Linked DNA regions of Homo sapiens: region 2 is linked to region 1. Evidence: chromatin contacts called from ENCODE Hi-C or POLR2A ChIA-PET data. All regions are on one chromosome and are shown on one strand. The core of a region is the stretch at or near the end of the contact, and the rest is flanking DNA. Distances in the headings are between cores, read along the strand shown. Region 1 has its middle 52 kb from the start of LINC00917. Region 2 has its middle 76 kb from the start of FENDRR.

The links. A loop is a pair of places that touch in the nucleus more often than their neighbours do. ChIA-PET counts read pairs that join two places held with the same protein, here RNA polymerase II (POLR2A). Pooled maps may share reads with other maps.
Region 2: a map of transverse colon shows a loop between it and region 1 (2.8-fold over the local background). The contact joins two enhancer-like sites. A Hi-C loop is called at or near these places in 4 of 168 maps with a recorded cell type or tissue (endothelial cell of umbilical vein, heart left ventricle, sigmoid colon and 1 more) and 3 of 50 pooled maps. POLR2A ChIA-PET finds 5 or more read pairs at or near these places in 2 of 52 experiments (AG04450 and HEK293).

The regions. Positions count from the first base shown.
Region 1 is chr16:86,394,431-86,399,988 of GRCh38, reverse strand. No RefSeq gene overlaps it. Among named protein-coding and RNA genes, the nearest start is that of LINC00917, 52 kb to the right of the region's middle. RefSeq lists enhancers at 2,465-3,064, 2,869-3,508. Within about 2 kb of position 2,913, at least 8 of the 41 ENCODE cell types and tissues checked have a DNase peak (open chromatin) inside an H3K27ac peak, as active enhancers do; they include sigmoid colon and transverse colon, where a contact is called at or near this core.
Region 2 is chr16:86,429,958-86,435,515 of GRCh38, reverse strand. It overlaps the pseudogene LOC401864. Among named protein-coding and RNA genes, the nearest start is that of FENDRR, 76 kb to the left of the region's middle. RefSeq lists a silencer at 1,993-2,222. Within about 2 kb of position 2,720, at least 4 of the 41 ENCODE cell types and tissues checked have a DNase peak (open chromatin) inside an H3K27ac peak, as active enhancers do; they include sigmoid colon and transverse colon, where a contact is called at or near this core.

The sequences.
Region 1 (5,558 bases), core at 1,664-4,163:
TCTCAGTCCACCTTGACACAAAGTGCTGGGGTCTTCCTACCACAACTGCCTTTTGGCGAGGCTTCCAGGGCTGAGAATGGGACCTAGTGGGGTTGTCAGGGTCATCCTGCTTTTCTCTGTCTCTCCCTCACCCATTTTCTTCTCTCAATTCAGACCTGCCAGAAGCTTCTCGTCATCCCTGCTGATCAGGGAACCAACCCAAGCAGCTCCCAGCTCCTGTCCTCAGGATGTTCCTCCTGCTGGCTGGAGGCCACCTAAATAGGCCACCGTGCCCGGCCTATTTAGATTAAAATAACTAAATTTTATTTATGGAAATGTTTCAATATCCAGCCCTGCAGGGATGCCCACCGCCTCCTGCACTGGCCCTTTCTCACAGTCTGTTGCTGTCTCCCCTTGGAGGGAACCAGGGGGGACTTCCTCCCAGAGCCCACCCTTTGGTGCAGGTGAAAACATGGTGCCCAGTGGGATGAGTTCCCGGTGAAATGTAGAGCCTCAGTGGAGCTGACACCAGTCTCTTGACCACTTGTCCCTCTTTACATGTAGGAAGCACTTTACAGCTTCACCCCTTTGAGCTGTGGACTTTATGTACATTAGCTGATCTCACCCAGCCAGCCTCAATGTCCTTTTCTGCAAAATGGGCATCATAATAGGAGTGTTCAAGTAAGTGCTTGAAGTCTGGGAAGAATCAGGCAACATTTCAGAGCTCTCTGGAATCGAGGTGGACTTGAATAGACTAGGCCATTTTGTTTTCCTTAAGCATCATGGTGAGGATTGTTGAGTTTGGTAGATATTGTTATGTCCATTCTCCAGACTCACCTCTGAATATTCCCAGATGTACTTCCAGGAAGCTCTGGGCTGCAGGGAACACAACATCCAAAAATGTGGCTTAAGTAGGAGGATTATTATCTCACTTAAAAAGAAACCTGAGGTAGGTTGTCCCAGGCTTGGTTCAAAAGTTTAGTGATTCATTGACTCGTTCATGCAACAAAATGTTTTTGAGTGTCTTATGTTGAGACACAGTATAGGAACTGGGGTAGAGCAGTGAATAAACACAGTCCTTGCCCTGGTGGAATTTGCATCTGAGCATATATCATTCGCGACTCAAGATCTTTTTCATCTTTCCCATCTGCTCATGTACTGTGACATCTCCCTTATGAATGGAAGGCAGCTGTCACATCTTTATGAGTCAGCTTCACAAGCAGGAAGAAGGGGATAGATTGTACTACTCCTCACAATCTTTCTTTATCAGGAAAGTATTTACTAGACATCTTCCTGTTCCATTAGAATTCTCATTATTTCTCATTGGCCAGAAGTCTCAATGACCACATCAGAAAAGAACAGGACGGCCATGAATGGCTTAGACCAACGAGGATTCATGCACCCATTCATTCATTCTTCCGTCCACATTGCCTCCCCATAATACTTGCAAAAAACTGGGGTTCTGTCAGCAAGTAAGAAGGGGGATTGGATGGTGGGCTGACAACCAGCAACGTCTGCCAGAGTCTACCAGACTCATCTCTGATGCTGTCATTTCTGCTATCAGATTTTGGTGTGAGGCAGCACAAAGGCAATGCCATCATCACATCTGGGGTCCATGTTTCCTGTCTGTACGATTAAACCTGACACCAGAATAGCAACTGTCCAGCTCTATCACGAGGTATAATTGAAACAGGACACTTGCTGACCCCGGTTCTTCTCTACCAGATTTTCAACTTGGGGCAAATTACTTAGTCTCTCTGTAGCTCAGTGTTCTCTTCTGTGAAATGTGAATACGTGTAGATCCAAGCATTGACCCAACTCTCATCTCCCTCTCCTTCCTGTATCCACTCCTTTTGCCTTGCACCTTCTCAGTTCCTCCATTGTAGGTTGCATAGACTCCCCTATCCCTTGACTTGGAGAATATGGCTTGGTACTTAACTTGGCCAATGGCATGCTAGCAGGGATGATATAAGCAGGGGTTTGAAATGAGTTTGCAGTGGAGCTTACCTTCTTGCTGCTTGGCCATTGCCACAGAGGATCATTCCCCAGGTGGTTGATGTGCCTTCAGCCTTGGCCCCAGAATGGAAACACATGGAGCACATCTGAGCTCAACCACCAGTGAGAAGTCACGCCCAACTGGGCTTGCACCTTGGGCAGAGCCACCTTGCCCAGTCCACCCTGACTTGACTGAGCTCCCCACCCAATCTGTAGACACATGAGTGGAAATAAATAGTTGCTTTTTTTTTTTTGAGACGGAGTTTTGCTCTTGTTGCCAAGGCTGGAGTGCAATGGCGTGATCTCGGCTCACCACAACCTCCGCCTCCTGGGTTCAAGCAGTTCTCCTGCCTCAGCCTCCAGAGTAGCTGGGATTACAGGCATGCACTACCATGCCCGGCTAATTTTGTATTTTAGTAGAGATGGGGTTTTTCCATGTTGGCCAGGCTGGTCTTGAACTCCTGACCTCAGGTGATCTGCCCACCTTGGCCTCCCAAAGTGCTGGGATTACCGGTGCGAGCCACTGCACCCGACCCATGTGAAGCATTTGTAACACAGCTAGAGGATTTTCCTCCCCAAAGCCTATTGGAATCTCACAGGGGCCATTTTGTTTTCTAAGTTAGCAATTTCCTTTCCTCTCTGCTATTCATGATCTCATTCAATCCCTGTGTCTTCCTTATCCAATCAATATTTGTGTGATTGTCACTCTGCAGAGGAGAAAACGGGCTCAAGGATGGAACTCTTCCCAGGCCGTGCCCACCGGCCACATGGCACAAGCAAGATAGGAATCTAGGTATGCCTGACTCCCGCACCGCCCTCTCCTCCTGCACCTCCTGACCCGCCTCCTGTTAAAGTGAGTCACAGGAAGACAGCAGCCAGAGAGCTGGGAGGGCGAGGAGAGCCTCTACCCCAGCTGTGGAGTCATTAAATGCAGCATTGTAAAAAGATCACTTGGCAAAAGATGAGCGATAAATTAAATTACTCAGATCACACACTCTGCAATCAAAGGCACTGTCTCGGAGAAGCAGAGCACTGGCCTTTCTAAGCTGGGCTCAATTACATGCCACAAGGAGACTCCATTTCACATGGACTAGGATCAAGGACCCCCAGAACAATCCTCAGGGGGCTTTCTGGGCCGTGCCTTTTCCGCAGCACCCCTTCGATGATGGTGGACCCCAACCTTGGTTCCGAGGATTCGCTGGGGAGAAGAGCTGGCCATGTTGCCCTTTCCCCACTGAGTCCTGGTTTAAACGCCACTCTACCCAGAAACCACAAGTTTATGAATCCCAGAAGTTTCGCTTGCTCAGGTCTGGCGGAGAGCTTGGCTGACGTTACAGGAGACATTTTTCTCTGTCAGGCAACAGAATACAGCACAAAGAAGCCAGCTGCGAGGCCTCAGAGCCCAAGTCTCTAATTAAAACAGTGGAAAATTAGATAACTTCACAAATTCATCACTGCCGCCACTGGCTGTCAGAGAAGAGGCTCGGGGCTACCCCCCACCTTTTGTTTATATGCTAACGGGGTCCCTTCAGTTGGCCTTTGCCTGTGTGTGTGTATGTGTGTCTTTGTGTGTGTGCATGTGAGCGTGTGTCTACATTTTATCTTCCTCCTGTTCTCCTCTCTCTGACTTTTCTTTTCTTAGTCCTCCTTCTTCATCCCAGCCAATAAAATCTTCATAGCCAAGTGGTTAACCAAGGAAGGAGAATTTAGGAAAACATTAATTTTTATCACCTTTCCAAGCTTGAAGAGACACTGTTCAAGATGATTTTATGCAACATCTCTTTTAGCTCTTCCAATAACCCTGTAAAGTGGTTCTATCTACTTTATTTTACAAAAGAGGAAACTGAGGTTAGGAGAGCTTGACTCACTGCTCCAGGTTCCCCAGTCAGAGGTAGAGCTGAGACTTGAACCCAGCCCTGCTTGATTGAGAAGACGTTGCTCTTCACTGTGCCATATCTGACCTCAACATAGACTCTGACCTTTAGGATGTCCAGTCCCACGGCAGAGGTTACAAGAAGTCCGAGGGATAAACACAGTGGTAGCTATGACAGCTAGCATTTATTGTGCTTTATAATCATAATCTGTTTTTTATCACCCAAAATATCATGAGTTAGGTGCTCTAAATATTCCCATTTTACAGAGAGTGAAATTGAGGCTTACAGATGGGAACAGACTCTGTGGGGCAGCTCTTGTTCCTCAGCCCTCACCATTCCCAGCACCAAGATCTCCCAGCTGGAAGTTTTCTCTGGTGGCTGGAGCCTGCTCTGCCCCACATGCTTGGCAGACCATCATGCCAGGGATTTAACGTCCCTGGGAGCATAAATATCTCAGCTCCCTTGCTTCAGATAAAACAACGCTGAGGCATCCTTTCCATGGTTTCACAGAAGTCCCCAGGAGGGCTGAGCTCTAGTTGCCCAAAATGGTAAATGCCTGGGTAAGGATCTCTTTGTTGGCCGTCTTCCCTGTCTCATCTCCCTGCTCCTTTACAGATGTTTCCTGGCATCTCCTCCCAAATAAACTACTTCTGTTAGAATTCCTTGTCTCAGGAAGGACAATGGCTAAAAGAAGACACAAAGCCAAGTCTGCCCCATTGCTGAGAAGGGGTTTTTATTCTTGCATGTCAGAATTCCCTGGAAACTGTCAATTGACTTTCATGAAAATAATTCAATGCATCATTTTTAAAAGAAAACAAATGCTGATATATATATATATATATATATAATATGAGATATATATATATATATAATATGAGATATATATATATATAATATGAGATATATATATATATATATATATATATATATATATATTACACTAGTAAAGCCCACATAAATAAAAAAGAAAACATTGATACTAGTCACAAGAGTTAATGTTTTCTGAGCATATCTTGAGTACTGGATACTATTTTTATTTTTATTTTTTATTTATTTTATTTTATTTTTTGAGACAGAGTCCCACTCTGTCAGCCAGGCTGGAGTGCAGTGGCATGATCCTGCCTCACTGCAAGCTTCGCCTCCCGGGTTCACGCCATTCTCCTGCCTCAGCCTCCGGAGTAGCTGGGACTACAGGTGCCCGCCACCACGCCCAGCTAATTTTTTGTAGTTTTAGTAGAGACGGGGTTTCACCATGTTAGCCATGGTGAGCCACCACGCCTGGCCGAGTACTGGACACTATTTTTAGTGTTTTAAATGCATTATCTCATTTAATCCCCACAGATATTCTCTAACATGGCTATAATAATCACCCACTTTTAGTGGTGAGAAAATCGAGGTTCAAGAAGTTTTAAGTGTTTCTCAGGGTCACTCAACCAGTGAATGGCAATGCCAGGGCCCAAAACCAGTACCATTCAACTCCAGAATCCACAATCTTTATAACATGGCTTCTAATGCCGTGCTTTCTTCCTGAAAATGTCAGTTCGACTCATGGAAAGTAAACAAAAAACATGAACACACACATGAAGGTATTATAGAATATGGTACATATGTTCATATTTCTTAAGAGTGAAAAAAAGATTTCAAAGATATTTTGAGTTTGTTCTTGCCCTGTGAGTCAATGCCTCAGGTCTCTGACTGATGATTCAGCAA
Region 2 (5,558 bases), core at 1,471-3,970, 36 kb before region 1:
CACCGCGCTTGGCCAGGAACTGCCCCTTCTTCTAGAGACTGTTCATGGTGCTCTGGCTCAAAGGAGTCACTTTCAACATCACCACCATTGACACCAAGAGGTAGACCGTGACAGTGCAGAAGCTGTGCCCAGAAGGGCAGCTCCTGTTCCTGCTGCGTGGCATGGAAGCACACATAGACACCCAAAAGATTGAGGAATTTCTGGAGGCAGTGCTGTTCCCCTGCAGGTACCCCAAGCTAAGAGCTCTAAATCCTGAGTCAAACACAGCTGGGCTGGATGTATTTGCCGACTTTTCTGCCTACATCAAGTTCAAATGCAGGACTCAACGATACTCTGGACAAGGGGCTCCTGAGAGCCCTGAAGGTTTTAGACAGTTACTCAACATCCCCCTTCCCAGAAGAAGTGGATGACAGCAGTGCTGAAGATGAGGGCATCTCTCAGAAGAGGTTTCTCGATGGCAACGAGCTCTCCCTGGTTGAGTGCAGCCTGTTGTCAAAGCTCTGCATAGTCCAGGTGGACTGTGAGAAGTACCAGGGCTTCCCCATCCCTGAGACCTTCCGGGGATGGCATCGGTGCTTGGGCAGTGCCTATGCCTGGGAAGAATTCACCCCTACCTGTCCACATGATGAGGAGATCAAACTGGTCTGCAAGCAAGTGGCCAGGACCCTCAAATAAGCCCCTCCTAGGACTCCCTCGGCCCCCTCCATGTTCCCCACAAAGGCCCGGAGGGTTTTCACACCGGCCCTGGGGGTTTCCACATTGCTACCCAATGGACACACTCCAAATGGCCAGTGGTCAGGGACTCCTGGTGCACTTGTGCAGGGGTGTCGAGGGGGAAGGGGGAATGAGGGAAAAGGATGGGGATCCTGGGTGAGATTCGTATTGTGGGGTGGGGCAGGTAGAGCAACATACTTCACTAATAAAGTACAGAATTTAAAAAAGATTAGGGCAGGTGCAGTGGCTCACACCTGTAATCCGAACATTTTGGGAGGCCGGGGCGGGCGGATCACCTGAGTTCAGGAGTTCAAAACCAGCCTACCCAACATGGTGAAACCCTGTCTCTACTAAAAATACAAAAAATTAGCTGGGTGTGGTGGGAGGCACCTGTAATCCCAGCTACTCTGGAGGCTGAGGCAGGAGAACCACTTGAACCCACAAGGTAGAGGTTGCAGTGAGCCGAGATCACATCATTGCACTCCAGCTTGGGCAACAGAGTGAGACTCTGTCTAAAAAACAAACAAACAAAAAGATTAAATGAGGTAGTGCATAGAAGTCCACTGAGGCAAAACCAGGCAAGTCACACTTATGAGGATGGTTTTCTCATTGCAAACCCTAATCCCCACGTGTCAGAGGCTCCATACGCAGCAAGTTTTTTCTTCATTACATAACAGTGCAGCACTGATTTTCCCAGCTGGTTGGTTCTCATGGGAGGCTCTCCTCCTCCCAGGTATCGGGAGACCTCTTAATTCAGCAGGTGGAGAGGATGGAGGATGGGAGCTGGCATGCTAGATTTTGATGGATCAGGCCCGGAAGTGGTCAATATCACTTTTGTCACTTGTCATTGGCCACAACTCAATCACTCATTTCCCCCTAACTGCAAGGGAGGTTGGGAAATGTGGATGGCTGTGTTCCTCGGAGGAAAAGGAAAATGATTTGGAGAACGAGTTGCTGGTCTCTGCCACAGAGCTCTATAAATGATAGATAGTGATGACCATGACATTGTTGTTGTTAATCATTGTGTGGGAAGAAAAGAGAGATCCCATGACTTATTGGGATCAAGAAAGGATCAATCGCCATTTCCATACATGTGCAAGTGTGTGTGTACAGAGTGCGTATATGAGTGCATGTTCCCCAGAAAACCGAAGTCAAGGCAAACCTAATGTTCTGCCATTGGATTAGGGGGTGGAATCCCAGGGAGGGTTCAATACTGAACTGGCCAGCACTTGGTATTAGGAGCAATTGATTGCACAGTTTTAGGGGACTCTTCCAAAAATCCATATAGACAACTGCTTCTCAGGACAACCATCCAAGGAGGAGAGAAGAGAACAATTTGCCCACTGGTTCATGCTGCCCATCGGCCAATTATCTACTCTATGATGCATGAAGTCTTTCCTGTTGGTGCGTGGCTGGGCACTGGGCAGGTGCCACAGCATCCACGGCCTCCAAGGTGACAGGAAGTCCCCAGAGTGGGAGGAGGACTATGTCCAGCGTGGACACAGTAAGGTGCTTTGCAGAATGTGTTTGGAACCATGAAGGTCTGGCTGCCATAGTGGTGCCTAGAGTAAGGAGCCAAAGACCGCAGGTGAGACTGCGGTGATCTAGTAGTAGAGACGAGGTATCTGATACAGGTGTCACCTTTGCCAAGCTCACGGAAACCAGAACTGAAGAAACCCCTTGGCTCCAGGGCACTGGGTCAGCACACGGCCACATCCCTGCCTGCAGCTGAGCATGATTTCTGCCTTGCACTGTATCTGACCCTTGAGAGTTTGAGTGTTTGCTGGAAATAAAAAGCCCATGCACACATGATCCTCTGGGGCCGAGGCCCTGTCATCCTTCACGAAAATGAGCCCTTCAACAAATGTAAATACCCTCCGTGTTCTCCCGGAGGCCGGTCCTAACAAGGCCTCGCCAGGGCGCCTCGTAATCCCTGGGATTGCTGGAGCTTTTAGGTTTAACAGAGCAATTTGTAAGGCCGCCTGTCTTGCAGCCAGCTCTGCGGCGACTTGCCTGCGGTATGTTCCCTGGCGTCTCCTAGAAACTGTGGGCTGGACTCACGCAGGGCAGGCGAAGGGCTCTGCCTACCCCAAACTTGGAGCCCTCTGGATCCCAGAGTCTCACAGTGCTCCCGGGAAATTTCATAAGGGCAAGCATGATGCATTAGGCTTGGGGGAAGGGAATGAGATCCAAAGCCTGGAAGATGTGAGAGGTAGCAGACACCGTCTAGGAAAGCTGGGGTGATTTCCGAGCTTTCCGTGCAGGGTGCACGGTGTGGCGGAGGCAGAGCTCCAAGAGCTAAAATTCCCAGCTCGGCTTGGGGCCCCGGGTTGTGCCTAACTAGCTGAGGACCCTCAGGCAAGCTGACACCACTCCCTTCAATGGCTTCCAAAACCCTGGCCAAGGTTCTAAGGTGTGCACAGTGGGCACTGCTCCCCTCCCCACCCCGTCTCCCACCTCTGACCCTCACCCTTCCCAGCGACAGGGTTCTGTATTCCGTGCGGCCTGCCACGGGCCCGCCTCGGGGGTGCCCTGCAGAGCAGCCCGAGCACCTCCCTATGCACGTAGCTCCCTCCCTCGCGGCAACAGGCCGACTTCATCTCCCACCCCGGGAAGCCAGGCAGGACCCGAGACTGAGCTCTGGCCAGCGGACATGGGAAAGAGTGCCAGCTGCCCCTGAAACTTCTCCTGCCATTTGCTATGATTTCTTTTTTCTGTCTACTGGCCGGACACTGAGCTCCAGGGAAAGAAACTCCAAGACCTAGAAAACGGGTCCTGGACTCTCGAATGGCTCCATGGAGCCAACCACCCACCCTACTGCCCCACATTCTGTGCCGAGAGAGGAGCATGAGTCAGGTGAAGCTCCTGAAACCTGGGGTTGCTTGTTACAGCAGTGAGCCCCTGCGCATATATACATACTCAAGACACCAACTTAACCTCTTTGAGCCCATTTGCTTCATGGTGAAAACAGTAACAGTGCGTCTGCCCTGCTCAGCCAGCAGGGCTGCTGTGGGCTCAAGTGAGGTAGCTGCCACTCTGGTGCTGAGTCAGACCGGCCCCGGGGCTGCATCCCGTCAGCCCACCTCCAAGGCTGTTCAGCAGGGCCACCGTCAAGATTCAATGAGGTCGCGTGGAGAACGTGTCTCGATAGTGCCCAGGCCTGCAGTGGGCCCTGCGCCCATGCCCCTGGCCTTCCTTGGGGCTGGCTACCCTTCACTGTGCTCCCCAGCTCCAGTGCCAGTCTTCTCTGTCCACCTCTGAACTCTGGAGACGACAGAGCCTGAACCCCCTCATCCTCTCCCTGGCTTCCGGTTGGGTTCAGCTGCGGGAGGTGCCTTCAGCAGAGTGGTGTGCAGGACGAGAGATGTCAGGCCATTTCTTCCTCCTGCCGGTGGCCCTGTCCTTCTCTCACCACAGCTCCTCTCTTCCGTATCTCTGATGCTTCCAAGCTCCCCTTGCCCTCTCTAGTCTCAGGCTGGCCATGGCATCCCGCCGTGGCTTGTCTCTGGCTGTCTTCACCTGTGTGAGCCTCTGTAACTGGTCCCTTCATTAAAGGCTTGTCTCTGGCTGTCTTCACCTGTGTGAGCCTCTGTAACTGGTCCCTTCATTAAAGGCTTGTCTCTGGCTGTCTTCACCTGTGTGAGCCTCTGTAACTGGTCCCTTCATTAAAGGCTCTCCAGATCGCCAGCCAAGGGTGCTGCCTCTTTCCTTCCAGGACCCTGACTGCTGCCCCTGCTCAGTATCACAGAGGGCTCTTGGTTGGAGCAACAGACACTCATTCTGCCTTACTCAGCAGCAAAGGAATTTGGAAAGGGATACTGAAAAGCTTACAGAATTTCCAGAAGGCTTTAAGATGTGGAAATGAGAGCCTGGGAAATGAAAGCATAGAATCAGGCTGGTGGGGTGCAGCTTCCACCACCAGAGCTGGGCTCGGAGGCCACAGCATGAGCCCCAGCCCCCTGCGCTGCGGCCATTGGCACCCCAGGGAGCGGGTGCAGTGAAGCTGTCAGGAGCACCATCTCCAGAAGTGGTTCTCCTCTCTTCCAGCTTCTTGGCCACACGAGTCCAGACTCCAATGTCCAAGTGCACGCCAGTGGTTGTCACTTGCTACGCCCCCACTGCTGGGGAGCTTGCACACTGAGCATTTGGCACCACAGACGTTTGGGCAGGGTGTTTTGGGTGCTGGGTGGATGCACTGGACACTTTCCAGCTGCTCCCTGTGTCTGCCTCTCCTTCCTTTTCCCTCTGTGCCCTCAGAGATTGTAACGTGGACTCCCCTGCATCGTATTAATCAGGCTCCTTTGCCCTGGCATCTTGTTGAGTTCAGCCAAATCAAGATACAGCAAGAGATGCGAGGGAGGTGGGGAGAGAAGCTGGGTAGTCACTGGCCTTGCTACAGACTTGTACATAGGCTGGCTGTGTCCCTCTGAAGAAGGCCACAGCTCCTGTTGGACAGGCCCCTCTCCACTGGGCCTCTTTGTGTCTGGGGTTCCAGTAACTCCCCCACCAACCCCTCAGTCATGGTGGTGGTCTCTGCTCCCTGCTGTTTATGTTTTGCAGGGGGAGGAGAGCTGTACCACCCTTGTTGCTGTCTTCTGTAAATTGTCCTCATATGAAACTCTTTCCAAGTCACCATGTAAGAGGGACATCGATTTCTTGCTGGCGTCTTGATTGTTAGGGCAGGCAAAAATAAACAGGTAAGCAGGAAGGCCACAGTTGACCACACTCACGGCAGCTCTCCTGGGCTGCCGAGCACCTCCCTATGCACGTACCTATGCACCTCCCTTTGTTGTGGGCTGCTTGTGACCCCCAGAAGGGTAGATCCTAGTCGTAACCCTCTGTAG